Regions from separate parts of the Mus musculus genome. Here region 2 is linked to region 1. A link is a loop called in an ENCODE intact Hi-C map of the cell type or tissue named here. Cell type or tissue: left cerebral cortex. All regions are shown on one strand. Links, peaks and the distances in the headings refer to the core of each region. The heading gives the core; the rest is flanking DNA.

What was found. A loop is a pair of places that touch in the nucleus more often than their neighbours do. Peaks named below come from ENCODE experiments on the same cell type or tissue, not always from the same donor. Only the 100,000 strongest peaks of a DNase experiment are listed, where the experiment ranks them.
Region 2: it touches region 1 in a loop (5-fold over the local background); 2 of 42 quality-filtered maps call a loop at or near these places.

The regions. Positions count from the first base shown.
Region 1 is chr4:124,396,215-124,403,656 of GRCm38, forward strand. No RefSeq gene overlaps it. Among named protein-coding and RNA genes, the nearest start is that of Gm52719, 47 kb to the left of the region's middle. In left cerebral cortex, for the core only: no CTCF peak of the experiment used is centred there; DNase peaks (open chromatin) are centred at 2,333, 2,625, 4,165, 4,708 and 1 more place; H3K27ac peaks cover 1,520 bases.
Region 2 is chr4:124,207,107-124,214,548 of GRCm38, forward strand. No RefSeq gene overlaps it. Among named protein-coding and RNA genes, the nearest start is that of Gm40242, 62 kb to the right of the region's middle. In left cerebral cortex, for the core only: no CTCF peak of the experiment used is centred there; a DNase peak (open chromatin) is centred at 3,209.

The DNA.
Region 1 (7,442 bases), core at 1,767-5,766:
GGATCAACTTTGGGCCCCTGGGCTTTGTTAAACTTTTTGATCCTCAAGGTCATGTCTTCCTATGTGTTAGGTACAAAAATAGAGCTGTCGTTAATGTCAGTGTCAGCCAGAAGTTGGCATTAGCAAGAGAGTTGGCTCATGATGAACTTACAAAGAAGTTGAGCTGTGCGATACTTTCTCAGTCACTCATGGGTCTGTCCACTCATTCAGCATTTAGTGAGGATCCACTGAGGACAGAAAGAATCCCTCAGACGCTAGAAGTACGGTAGTAGGGAAAGACAACTTATAGGTATAGTTTTAAATCGTGCTATATTGTTTGAAAAAAATGAAAGCACGCGCTTTTCAACTGCCTAAAAGTCAGCTGAACAAATCCTGTTTTGATGCCAAGGCTTCATCCTTGCTGACCTATTAAGTGGTTCTGATCAGAATCTATATGACAGAGGCTGAGGAACACCTCAGTAGGTCTCTCTTCAGTAGAACTCTCTTCAGTAGGTCAAGCAGCCATTGATCGATCAGCTCCGCTGATCAATTGATCTTCCCTGGGAGGGGCTGGTGAAAAGGAGGAGGAGCCTGTGAACAGTGTGGTCATGGGTGTGGTTATGTGGATGGCAATCCTGAAGAAATGCAAACTGGTAGGATGGCAATGGGGAATTGGAGTGTTACTGAGAGAGGACATCTGCTTGTCAACCCAATGGAATTACACAAAGATCGCTGGGCACAGGACACAGCGGCCAACTGGTTGAAACCCAATCTCCCTGTGAGTGAATCTGCTATCAGCCTTGACCTTCCTCGGTACCTCACCCAGCGCCGGGAGGAAAGTCTGCCCTCTCTTGGTGCTTCCTATGAGCTGTGAACATATTCAATCCAGTGAGGATGCTGCTAGTGAAATGAGAACAGCAGTTTCCATAGAGAAGTGGGGGGCGGGAGCCAGATTGCACAAGGATTAAGGAAGGAGTGGGCGGTGAGGAAACGGCAGCGGTGACAAGTGAGTGATGGAGACGGATAGAGCAGTCACTCAAGGGGGTCAGGGGGCCCGAACACATCCAGAAGTTTCTAGAAAGATGTCAGCCAAAAGGGAAAGATGGGAAATGAAAGAAAAGGAGGTGACTGATGGAGTACTGTCCCAGCGGGATCAGGGGTGCAGTGAGAAGAGAATTACAGAGGAAGAGGGTTGGGCCTCAGAACAAGAGAGAGATTCTGCCCTGGCGTTTGTGGCTCGGAACTGGAGGACAGTAAGGCTCTGCCACTCCTTATTTTGTTCTCTGAGAAGACCAAGAGATAACACTTGTCTCCGGTGCCTGGAGGAGAGCAGAGAAGGTCAGAGCAGTCCCACTTGGACTGTCAGAGACGTCACTCAGAACAAAAGGATTTGTGATGTTCCTGGCTGGGGCCTCACAGTAACCACTCAGTCAACACAGTTGGCAGAGCTGTCTGCTCTGCCCAAGAAGAAATAGCCAAGTGAGTTTCCCAGAATCCAAGATGAGCAGGGAGCTGCGGGTCTAGGGCTGAAGCTGCTTAGGGGTTATAAGACATGGACCATGCATGGGGCTTCAAGTTGTCAATCTAGAGATGGGTGAAGGGCTACAAGGAAGCGGGGACAAGACACTGTTGATGAACGCAAGGCCTTTGGGAGGAATGGAACAGAAAGGCTGTTGGGATTTCAAGATCAACTCAGCTCAAGAGCTAACAGCACTGCCCTGCCCCAGAGTTGAGTCTTCCCTTGCCTCATTCCCAAAGGCCATCTTCACCTAAGAGAGCAGATTTTTCTCTTCTCTGTGGCAAACAGGGGTCAGCCTTAATTATGCTACCCCACCAAGCCTCACATCTGCTGCTCTTCAGGTGATCTTAGCCAGAGACCAAAAAAAAAAAACAAAAAAAAAAAACCAAAAACAAAAACAAAAAAACCAGCACAGCTGGTGCTCATTTCTCAAGCCTCTGGCATCTTGGGTAGTGAGATCCTTAGTACCTCAAGGGTCTGGAACACAGTGCAACACCCTGGATCCCACCAACCAGAGGGAAGATCCAAGCTCTCCCAGTATGGGGAGCAAAAACTCGACGGACAGTTGGCCCAGAAATGAACGATGCTACCTTTAGAGGGGAATATTTCCAGACACGTCGATGTGGTCAGACTGACTGACAATTGAAAAATCTTCATCAAGAGGAAAAGAAGGCAGGAACGGGGAAGACAGAAAGGAGCTGAGCCTTTTTTTTTTCCTCCAAGCTATGTACAGCTCCACTCTGGGTACTTTGAGAACGGAAGGTTCACTCATTTACATTTCAAACCAACGGTGAGTGGTGGTGTTATCCCTGCCACAGAGGGAAAAGGAGGGAGAAACCCAAGGCCGTGGGCGGCTGCTCAAGCATTTGCAGAGGTGGCTGCAGCAGAGCCGGGCTTTAAATCCTGCCTTTCTTCCCCGGCAGGCAGGTATCCCTCCCACAGCATGCCCTGCCTCACAGAGCTTCTGCCTCCCCCGACACCTTTCTACAGCCAAGCCAAGCCCCCTGCACCTTGTTGCTCTGTTGAAGACCCGCCAGAGCCTGAAGAGAGATAGCAGGGCAGTCACATTGCAAAAGGTAAAAATTTAAATTAAAAGAAAAAAATAGAGGGCCAAATTTGGAATTCTAAGACACAGTGAAATTCGTTTCTGGCTCACAATCCTGCCAGCCACGTGAGTTGCAGATACCACTTCCTGTCGTAAGGCTGTTTCCTCCTCTGCAAACAAGAATTCCCTCCCAATGGAAATACATACTATTAAGAGCAAGTGACAAAGTATTTAACAGCCAACTCTCAAAAAGGACGATTCTCAGGCCAGCGAGAAGGCTCAACGGGCAACAGCTTCTGCCGGGCAAGCCTGGCTACCTGAGATCTATCCCAGAAATCAGTGCAAGGGTGGAGAGGAGAGAATTGATTCCACCGGGTCATTCTCTGCCTCTCACATGTGCACCGTGACACGTGTGTCTACGGACTCGTACACACACATACACAATCATCCTCATAATAAAAGTTTAAAGAAAATAATGCTCACATCTCAAAGCAATGTTTACTGCTTCCTACAATCTGAAGCCTTCCACCTCAGCTGATGTCAAGGCAAAAGGACAAGGTTCCATCTCTGTGCCACCGGCTTCTTGGGTATGTGGGTAGCGCGCTGCTGTATAGCATTCTTGCCATTCAAACCAAACCGATACAATCAGGATGAGGAGAGCTCTAGAGCAGGGTTCCTCAACCTATGGGATTGAATGACCTTTTCACAGGGGTCACCTATCAGATCTCCTGCACATCAAAGATTTATATTACAACTCATAACAGTACCAAAGTTACAGTTATGAAATAGGAACAAAAATAGTTTTTATGGCAGTCACCACAGCATGAGGAACTGTATTAAGAGGGTCTCAGCACTAGGAAGGTTGAGAACCACTGCTGTATACCATCAGTAGTAAAATGATTAGAAACATCACGTGCTGCTTTAGTGCTGACCAGAAACAAGGTTTATGTAATCATAATCTTATGTAAGTTCATCTTCAGCAATGGCCTTATTTAATGGCTGGTTTACCAAATTCTTAAAATGTGATTAGCAGTTTTTACAAGCCATCTCCAACACACCACCCATCCTAGTAGACTTGCTAGGCTGAAATAGGGGTAGAGCTGGGATTTGAACCCAGATCTCACTGACTCCAGACGAAGATATCATCAGCTTCCTGCTTGTGCTGCAAGGTGGAGATGGGGCTGATTAGAAATGCAGATCATTCCTGGGCACCATTAGGAGAAATAAGAGGCACCGATGATCTGTAAGTGCCCAAATAAAGAAAGCTAGTATGGCCGCCCCCTGTCTCCACATAGGGCTTGGGCACAGTCTACCCAGAAGACACCTGTTCTACCTCTATCCCAACTTTTTAATACCGAAAGCTATTTCTTTCACCAAAGCTATTTCTGATTTCAAACATTTTGTTCTCCTAAGAGCTGGGCCACTGATCAAATCCCTCCAGCCACTCCTCTCCACCTCCCAGGGCCTTCCTTTCCTCCCCATCAGAATGAGTGAGGGAGACCAGCTAACCTTGAACAATTCCCCCACCCAGATCTGAAGCACTCAAATATGACTCACTACATAGGCAGTGCCAGAGGTTCTGACAGCTCAGAAAGCAGGTGCCAGCATCAACCCTGTTGGGGTTGGGAGAGCTGCTCAAGGAGGCTCGATGGGAAGCAGAGACCACATGGGAAACAACTGAGCCACTTCAAAGTGCAACCGAACAGGTGACAAGAGACCATCTTTTATGCAGGATAGTGATACATGCCTGGAAGAAAGAAAACCAATTCTGCGTCCCAAGCCACACTGCTGTGTAGAGTGATGGGCCCCTCCCCCCTCTGTACACACGCCTCTTCATCCTCTCAAAAGAGAGGATATTGAACTCTGTGGCCTCTGACTTCTAATCTGATTGTTTATGTCCTCTGCCACACGACGGAATGCAAGGACAGAAGAAAATGACATCAGGCAGGTGGCTGCCAAGCCAGATGGGGCTAAGAGGAGTAGGCAGTACAGATGGTGCAGAACTTCAGCTTCAAGAGGTGCAAAGATAAAGGACTTAGCATGTATAGGTAGGTGCACCTGTGTGCATGGTGTTAGGTAGGAGTGACGTCCCACCTACCAACAACATCCCAGGCTGGGGATGGTCCTGAGGCCTGGACCCAGGGTTCTGTGCCAGCTAGTGAGGCTAGCCGAGCAAGCGTGAGCCGATGCTCCTGGTGTTGCCATGGAAGCCCAGGAATAGTGCAAGCTGGGAGTGACTGTCGGGGTGCAGCTCCCTCAGAAGGAGCCTGTGTCACGCCTTTGGCAGAACATCAGGTGGGAGTCTCAGAGCACAATGAGCTATTGTTCTTTGAGGCTTTACGCTAAACCCGTTTCCAAGGTTTTATGAATCATTTTGCTGCTGATCTTTAAAAAAAATAAAAGAGTAATATACAAGGCACAGTGGAAGGAGCCTTCAGCTTCTTTTCTCTGAGAGAGGAACATGAACTCGTGGAGAACTCCTTCCCACCTTCTGCCTTGATCTCCCCCACAACTGTCAGAAAGGCTACTTTGAAGGCAATGATTCTGGATCATAGCCATGGGCCATCCCAACACTGACGAAGGAAAATAAGAGTCCTGAAGAGGAAACATATAAGCACCCAGGCTTTGGGACTGCCAAGACAAATGAATGACAAGTAGCTCAAACTAAGGCCAAGCAGTTGCTGTGTGACTCAGACAATGTTGCGTCCTTAGGAACTCCCTCCATGAGAACGTCCTGCATGGAGATGAGTCTTTGTCTCTGAGACATGGATTGGCTGCATTTCCAAGGAGGCGAATGCCACTCATGGCCAGCAGCTTCCTGCTCCGTCCCTGGCCCATCTACCTTCATGTGCACTTGGCTTTCTGTATATCTTCTGGCTGACAGTCTGACGTTCCACTCTGAAAGCCAGCCTTCAGAAGAACCTTGGAGTCCAAGGCTGTGCCCCTTAAGTGTGCTCCTACTCCAAAGTAAAATCTAAAGCAGTGGGTCCCTGTCAGGGCACCTACCCAGCCTGCCCTAAGACAAGTTTCAGCAACTTGCTGAACCAGCCACCGATCAGACAGAGAACCTGCTCCAGACAGTAGGTGCTCATTCATAGCATGGCTTCTCTGAAGGCTGTTGTGCTAAATGGGAAGGGAGTGGTTTCTCAGGAGACCACCTGACCCTTCCGTCACAATGGATGAAGACCCAGCCTTGAGATTCCCTAGCTAGAGATGTGGTCCTTCAACTGCTCCGATTCTGAAAGCTGATGTGGCTACAGTTTGTACCTCCCCATATATAGTTTGATCCCTGCCTCAGTTTCTTTCCTGGCCCCCGGAGCCCTAACTTTGAAATACTTCCCAGCTCCCAGCCAACCCTCCCCTTGCCTCCCAGGGCCTCAGTTCCCCACCTCCTCCTACTGGCTGGCTCGGTTTTACAGATGGTTGCAGCCCCGGTTATTATTTAAACGAGCTGCTTCTGGCTCACATGTTAATTAAAACCCGCTGTCCAAAATCTCCTGGTACAATTTGCAGTGTAATCTGTAGCCTCTAGTGCATCATTGTATCTCTATTAAAAGGGATTCTCTGTAATGATGCGGGGATTTAATTAGTTTCTTTGCCAATGTTGTAAAACACAGTGATAAACGAGCCAACAGGTCCGTGGATCATTATTCTCCTCAAGATGAGCTTATTAGCTGATTATGAATCATTAACAAAGTCTACACGGGATTTTCTTATCTAATTCAACACAATTTTTAACATTCAGTGCTCAACATCCATTCCTTGCAACCAGCAACATTGTGTGGTGATTGCGATCTCTATGTGTGGCTCTCTGCTCTGGGCTTAGGTCTTCCCCCTCTTATTTAATTTGAGCTATATGGCGGGAGGACTCGAGAACAGGGACTGGGGACGACACTGTGATGAATCCAGAGTTTTATTTTATGACGGGAAGCAGCTACTATGAACTGGAACTGGCAGCCCATATTTTTGTGCTGGTATAAGTGTGTGTTTGTATATTCTCACATCTGGGGAGGGATACACACACTTTGTGCACATGTGTGCATCAGTAGTAGAGGGAAAGTCTGGGGACATATGTGCTCCTGTATACATGGAAGTGTAAAAGCTATATTCACACGTCTGTATATCCTTTTGTATAGGTATGCTCGTGTATACAAGCAAGTAGATGCATGTTAGGGGGAATTCAATAGAAGATATTTCTGAATAGGCTTTCAGGCTAACGTTATTTCAGTACCCCCTGAGATGCCCGAATCTCCCAGTATTTCCCACAGTTCACTCCTATCTCCCCATGCTGGGGTCTCCTGCCTTTGAGTTTGTGATGTGGTCCAGGCACAGAGCTTGGCACTACGGTCCCACAAACTCTCTCGTTTATAGAGAAGTGGAGTCCAGAGAGGATGGATGACTCTCCCAAAGCCGTAACTAGCAGCCAGTTGAGGCCACTGTCCAGCAACATTCCCTGCCCCATTACAAAGCCCTTTCTGAAGTGCACGCCTATTCTTGGGGCTTGGCCTCCTCCTCCAAAACCCTACTGTTCTTGGACTGACAGGGGCACTGCTCTCCCTCCTCAGTATCCCCTCCAAGTGCACACCTCCTGGGCTCTAGAGCCTCACAAGTTGAACTTAGGAAGGGCCATTTCTGCTTCTAGGACATAGTCTCCTATATTGGTCCCAGAGGCTCACATCATTCTCTTGTGTTTTTTATTTTACCAGGAAAATAGTATAATTTGGTGACCAAAATTATTAGTGCCAACAAGTTTTGACAGCCATTAAGAGAAAATGCTGTGAAAAGAAGGAGTTGGGCATTATCATCTGAAAGTTTCAAGTGCATATAAACATAACTGTCGAAGTTCTGGGTGGGGGCTCAGAGGTGCAGCACACCCAGATCTCAGACTCACAGGTCAGA
Region 2 (7,442 bases), core at 1,384-5,383, 190 kb before region 1:
TGATCCACAGAACCCCTTGAGGATCAGTGTTTGGACTTCTTCCACTGTGGCTCTTTCCTTAGGTAACCTCAGTGCAGGCCTTGCTCTGGAATAGCATCTATATGCTAATGATGTCAAAACATGCTCTCTAGCCCTATTCTGTGCTCTTACCGGCACACGTACCTGCTCCACTTCAGTTTCTTCTTGAGGGCTTTGTAGACATCTGAAGGCTTCGATGCTCAAAGCAAAACTTGATCTCTAGCAAAGCATACCCTGCCCTGTGCTGCCCCGAGTATTCACATATACACGGTCACTATTTCTCAGTCAGTAACCACATCGGTGTGCTCACCCTGCAAAGCCATGGGATAGTCTGGATTCTTCTTTGCTTTCCATTCCCACACCAATGAGCGTATTTAATGGCCGACACACATTATACCCAGACGTATTCTCCTCCTCAACTGTGTCGTAGGTGCTCCCCGGTTGTCACCGTCTTGTCCTAGGCCACAGTAGCAGCTCCTTAGATCATATCACTGCTTCCTGCCTTGTATTTCCAAGGCCTATTCTCTACCCAGTAGCTGGAGGAAGTCTTTACACAGTTGTGTCCACTTCTCGGCTCACAGCCCTCCCATGGCACAAGCACAAACTCCAGATGCTCTGCAAGAACCTCGAGGGACTCTTCCTGAATCCAGTCCCAGCCTGTCCCCCGGCTCTCATCATCATGCTTCATGCTGTATGACAAGTCACTGGAACTCTTGAAACTCGTTAAGCCTCAGATACAGGACACACTCATTCTTCACCACTAAGATTCATCTTGTCATTAACCAGGTTGGAATCCGTCAACTGTTAGTTCTTCATGAGTTCTTCCCAGAGGCAGAGTCTGGACAGGGAGAGGGATGACCAACCCTTTCCACACCATCTCAGAGTACTGTCCTTATGGCTAACTCTTCTTGATGATATAACAGAATCCTTGACCAACATTGGGTATCTTTTGTTTCTTCCTTCCTTTCTCCCTCCTTCCCTTCTTCCTTCCTTCCTTTGTATGTATGTATGTATGTATGTATGTATGTATGTATGTATGTATGTATGTATGTATGTATATAAGTACACTGTTGCTGTCTTCAAACACACCAGAGGAGGGCATCAAATCCCATTACAGATGGTTGTGAGCCATCATGTGGTTGCTGGGATTTGAACTCAGGACCTTTGGAAAAGCAGTCGGTGCTCTTAACCACTGAGCCATCTCACCAGCCCCTAAATGTAGACAAAGACTCATACATGTAAATAATTTTAAAAAGATTTATTTATTTTATTTACATGAGTACACTGTTGCTGTCTTCAAACACACCAGAGGAGGGCATCAGATCCCATTACAGATGGTTGTGAGCCACCATGTGGTTGCTGGGATTTGAACTCAGGACCTCTGAAAGAGCAGTCAATACTCTTAACCTCTGAGCCATCTCCCCAATCCTGGGTATTTTTCATAATCTTTGTTAAACTTGTTTTCTGAGGCAGGGTCTTTCACTGGACCTAGAGCTCACTGATTCTGCTGCCAGCAAGTCCCAGGGATTCTCCTGCCTCCACCTCCCCAGTGCTGGGATTATAGGTGCACAGTACTACACGGGTGCTGGGGACCTGAGCATCGGTCCTTATGTCTGTGTAGTCAGAACCATAAGGACTGAGCCATTTCCTTAAAAACTCTCCTGCTCCCAGTTAGATGCTCTCTTTCATTCCATTGAGTTCTCAGATTCCTTGGCATCCCTGAGGGCAGGACATGTTCCGGCCTGCTTCTCCCTCCTCCATGTATAGCACTGGGTCTGGCACACAGTAGGCATACTGCAAAGAGACGATGAAAGCCAGTTGGCTCCTTAGCTGTCTTGTAACAACAGAGTTTCTTTGCCTCCACAGTCCTGCCTTTTCCTCAAAGTGTTAGATGGTAAGACCATCAGGAGCAAGTCCGAGATCCACCCACCCACCCACGCCTGGACTCTCCTGGTGCTATAACAGTGCAGAGTCCTTAGCAAGCACACAGTACATTTCTGTAGCTCAGAACTCACCACGGAGGGAAGTGTTGGGTCATCTTAAGCCAGTGAGAAGGATCGGCGTTGACTAGTGTTTGAGTCTTCTCTGCAGTGTCTTGGTTGGAGTCCTACCCAATAAAGAGGTACACATAGTCTTCTGACATTTTTGTTAAAAACAAAGGGAGACAAGAGAGTTTTCCCCCTTTTCCCGAAGATGGCAAATGAGGCCTGGCATGAAACATAGATTCACAAGGTTTTTTGTGTGCAAACAATATATCCATTATAGAAGAGTTTTATATTCCCTCATCTGACACGCAAGGGTGGCGCTTTGTATAAACCACATTGTTTGAGCAGAAAATTGTATTCTACAGATTTCATTTTGATAAGAGAATCCTGGCTTTGTCACCCAGCAACATTTTAAGAAGTCACATAAAGAGGCAATGCCTTGAAATTGTATTTTCCTAGTGAGCTAACTCTGGTAGGAATCACCACTTCCCACAGTTCCCTGTTACATTCTGAATAGTCTTGGTTTGATTGGAAATGTGTGCTGGCCAAGGCCATAGTCTTTTGTGGCAGCTACCCTGGGTGTGTGTCACTCATGTCAATGACACCAAGACCATCATTGTTATTGTCATCATTGTCGTCATCGTCATCATCATCATCATTGATGTTCACCTTTGTTGAGGGTAGTCTGTGCCTTCTGGGTAGTATCTTTGGAAATTCCACTTGTTTCGTTCTAGAGACCCAGAATCACATAGCCCAGCCTGGCCTCAAACTCCTCATAAATCCAGCCTGACTGTGCATGTCTGACCCTCCTGCCTCCACATCCTGACTGTAGGGATCACAAGCATGCACATCCATGTCTAGGTTATGCTGTGGTGGAGACTGAACCCAGGGCCTTCTGAATGCTGCCTCTTCAGTGCCCTGTCAACTGAGTCACATCTTCAGGACGGATATCCCTGGCTCATCAAAAAAGTGGTGCGGTGGACAGAAACCTGTCTTTCCACTTCCATAGGCTTCTCCTGACAGCAAGGGGGAAATTCTAGACAGTCTCTCTTTGATATGGAAGGAGTCATAGAGCCTGGAAGTTCATGTGCCAGAGGAGACATGATTCACAGTCACCGTACTGTGTGGGAAGGACGAACTGGGACGCAAACTGCCAGCACGCTCCAGGGTTTGCCTCTCGGTAATGCGAGCTTTGCAGTCTGGCCAGGAGTGAGCTTTTTACCATAAACATTCAGGGCATGCTGCTTATGTTTTAAAAGTGACGTGTTTTAATTTCCAGCCAAAAATACTATATGTTTGGATTGCAGTTTCTCAAGTTGCTAAAAAATTATTCAGAGGAGATGAAAACCTGCCATGCGGTAGAGGAAGCAGCCTGATGTTTAATGCAAAGGCGAGACCGAATCTCTCCGAACGAGGCATGGTCTCCTCTTTAAACCCGCCTGTGAACATGAATGCGGCAGAGCTGAGACATTTGGGGTCTGCCACGAACTGGTGTCATCTATGGTCAACTTGGATGCCCTTGGAAACATCAGGGAAAATTCATTTAAATGCATCCTCTTTTTTCCCATTTATTATGGATAGAGAAGACAAAATAAACCCATGAAGCTGCAGGAGCAAGGAGCTTTCAAATTTTAATGTCTTGTGATGGTAAAGGTTGCTTCCCACCTATATATGAGGAGTCAGAAAGAGGCTGTGCTCTGTGCCCCTGTGTGCTCTGATGGGGATGGGGGTGGGGGTGGGGGTGGGAGTAGCACCCACCACCTTGAACACTGTCAGTCACCACACAACAGGGAGCTTGGGAGCACTGCAGTGACGGCTAAACACCAAACAGTTAAATGTTCTGGTCCAGAAGCAATACGTGTCATCTCTGTTGACAACTCATTGACCAGAGCTGGCTGCCTTGAGACACACCATCTCTGTGCAATGCGGTCTGTGCCTGGAAGGAGAACCTGAGAGTAGCAAACAGCATCCAGGCCTCCACGCTGGCTATCGAGTATTGAGTGCACATGAAACGGCAGAAAGGAAAGAAAGAGCCCATACTCATATCTCAGCGGGAGAGAAAGCTTGACTCCTAACTTAATTTTAATTCATTCTGAACAAGATGCAAGATCTTTCCTTTTATTTTTCTCTCTTCTCTCTCTGTCCTTTAATATCTAAGAAATTGTCTGTAAAATCTCTTTGTACTTGAAAAGCAACTAAGCCATTAAGGTTAAGATGGATTCTTTAGTCTGGGTAGGTGTAGATGTAAGGGTGTGTGTGTGTGTGTGTGTGTGTGTGTGTGTGCATCTGTGTTCTAAGTTTTCTCTTGGTTTGTTCCAAACTTACTCATGGAAGGGAAGGAAATGGGTGGAATTAATGCTCCAAAAATCCAGCTTTGGGAAATGACGGATGAAACGAGGAAAGATTAGTGTTCCAGGTCCCAGTCCTCTGTCCTCTTACTTTTCTGGGATTAAAACAAAGCTAGCTGGCTTCCAGGGCTTGGTGTAAAATTCCGTGTCTTGTTCATGCCTGGATTCCTCCTGTTAGCCACAATCCCTGGTCTAGGATAAGTCCCGTAGTCAGTGTTTACAAGATAGGTAGAGCCCATATAGTTGGCCCAGGAAGCTGGGCTAGGGTAGCAGGCAGGGGACGTGAGAAATGTTGACCACAGAACCTCAGAGGTTTGTGAAGAACAGAGACAACAATCTTAGTTGTCTGGAACCAGGTCACTTGCCTTCCCAGCAGGCCCTGGGGCTAATCTGCTCATGCTGGCTTGAACGGGAGTCCTGGTCTACTAGATGAGAACCACTAGAACAACATGCCCTTTACCAAACAAAAACCAACACCCACCTCGATAGAGGCTTGCTCTGGTCTCCTCAGCAGAGGTGTATTGCGCTGGGAGCACAGCTTCCTCCCCCAATGGGCTCTGTCTAATTGAGCCACCTCAATGCCAAGATTCATCAGGCCTAGAACTCAGGACTGCTCTGAGCAAGACCTGATTTCCAAAGAAATCTAAGAAACTTCAGGGTGTCTGTGTTTGGGTAACTGTACCCAATACACGGTTTGAGCCCAGATGACATACATGTACAAACATTGCATGTCGACATGATTTTCTACCCTCAGTGAAAAAATCTAAGCATTTGTCCTCATCCTCCTTGAGAATAGTGTAAAGTGGTAGGGTTTGTTACAAAGGGTCTGGCATTTGACTATCTTGATTTAGTTATAATCTGTAGACACATACATACATACATACATACATACATATATACATATGTGTAACTGTACACATACATACACACACAGACACACAGATACACACACACTTCTCCAGCCTATAGTCCCATGGACCTTTAAATGTAATATCATTAGGCTTAATTAACATATCCTTTATTGCCTCTGGCATTTGCCTTTTATTTTAGGACCCCCCCACACACACTCTCTTGATCACCCCCACAGCTCGAGTTATCTCTAGAAACCTCATGAATTCAGCAACTTCAGCCACTTGAGCATAGGCATCCTCTCATCTCTTTCTTCTCTGCTCTCAGCTGCAAAGGGGCTGCTGCTGGCGCCCTTTTAGCCTAGGCTAGCCTGGCACAGAGCTGGTGCGTTGTCAGGGATAGCCAGAGATTAGTGAGGTACACTCAACAGTGTGTGGGTACCGAAAGACCCACTGCAAAGGTGGGCGTAGTGATCCATGCTTGTAATAACAGCACTTAAGAGGCTGAAGCAGGTGAAGCCTAAGTTTAAGGCCAGCCCGGCTTTACATAGTGAGTTCCCAGCCGGCCATGCGCAAAACAAAACAAAAAGAGATTTAGAGGAAAAGAGGAGGGTGTTTGTTTTTGATATCTTTAATTATGCATGAGTATGTGTGTGTGTCCGTGGATGTGAGTGCGGGTATCCACAGAAACCAGAGGTGTTGGTTCCCCTTGGAATTGGAGTTACAGGTGCTTGTGAACTGCCTGGTGTAGGTACTGGGATTCAAACTCGGGTCCTTGGGAAGAGCAGTGTGTCCTCTGAACTGCTGAGTCATCTCTCCACCCAGGGCCCGGGCTGGACAGAGAGGCAGGAACACAGAGACAGAGAGATACTAATTATAATCACATATACCCAGAAGACCCAGGATTAGCACTGGTGAGCGGGAGACCTGGAAGTGTTTGGTGATGTCCCTCTAGTCCAAGGACAAAGGCCAGATATGAGAGCCTGGTATGAGAGCCAGTCTGAGGGCAGGAGAAGAGATCAAGCCGGTTTTGTTGGCAGTTTCTTTGTAACCACAGCTTCTAGTAGCAGTCCTGCCTGCATTAGGGGGGCCAACTCGGTCAGTAGACATGTTAAATCTCACCCTCACAGGCGCACCCTGAAGATCTGACCAATGTCTAGACACTCCGTGCCTCAGACTGGCTGAGACATAAAATTAATCATCAAGCCAGGTAATCAGTAAAATATCACTTAATTAATTAACTAGTTAATTTATTAATGAGCAAAGTGTGAGTGCTGCTAGTTTGCTTATCACCGTAGGTGCAGGTTCCTGTCGCTGACTTTGAATTGTCCCCAGCTCCTCTCACACTTGTGTGGAAGGTATCCTGAGAAAATGAAGGGCATAGTCACACATGCACAGTCCCATAGCCCCTACGTAGTGCTGCCATCTGCATTTGACTTGTCCTGAGCCCTAGGAAAGCTACCATGACTCTGGATTGTCCCTCTGTGGTCCTCTCTGTACATTACACTAAAGTTCCTTTCTGCTGCCACCTCCCAAGGGCTCAGGTCTGCATAGATGCAGAGCAAAAGCTGGGCCACCATAATTACAAACCTGATTCGGAGCACATGGCGGCTCAGGGTCCTTGTGCTGCCCCCCTGACTCCTTACAAACCTACCCTTCTTGGGATCTTTAAAGAGCTGCTCCCGCATTGGCCTTGTGCTTTCCACAGACACTGAACGGAGCCAGCAGAGCCCATGCCAGCAAGCCCTCTGCAGCCAGACCGATTTGCTTGCCACTAGCTGTTTGCATTTGCTCCCGTGCCCTCCCAGAGTGTTGACTGGCTCATTGTCACACTTCACAAGCAGATCGGTGGCTATCATGAGCCATCTCATCACCTTTGCTGGTGGCTAGCAGGAGTTGAGCTCTCTTCTTGCTCCTCTGTGCTGGACCAAGGCCAGGTTCTTTCTGGAACTGACTTGGTCCCTCTCTGGATGCAAGACTGTCAGACATTGAGGTTGCTCCCTCGAACCCTGTGATGGAGATGGGATGCGTGTTTGTTCCTCTGGTGTGTCTGGTTTGTAACAGAAAGAAGCCAAATCCAGAGCTCGTGGAGAAATGGCCCTTCCTGAACCCTGAGACTCACATTTACAGTGCCTTATCCAGGTGGCAAGTCTTGGAACTCCTGTATACTCACATAGGGTGGGGGCACTCGGCGGCATCAAATAGCTCCAACAATAAAAGAACACCAAGCTGGGTACAGTGGT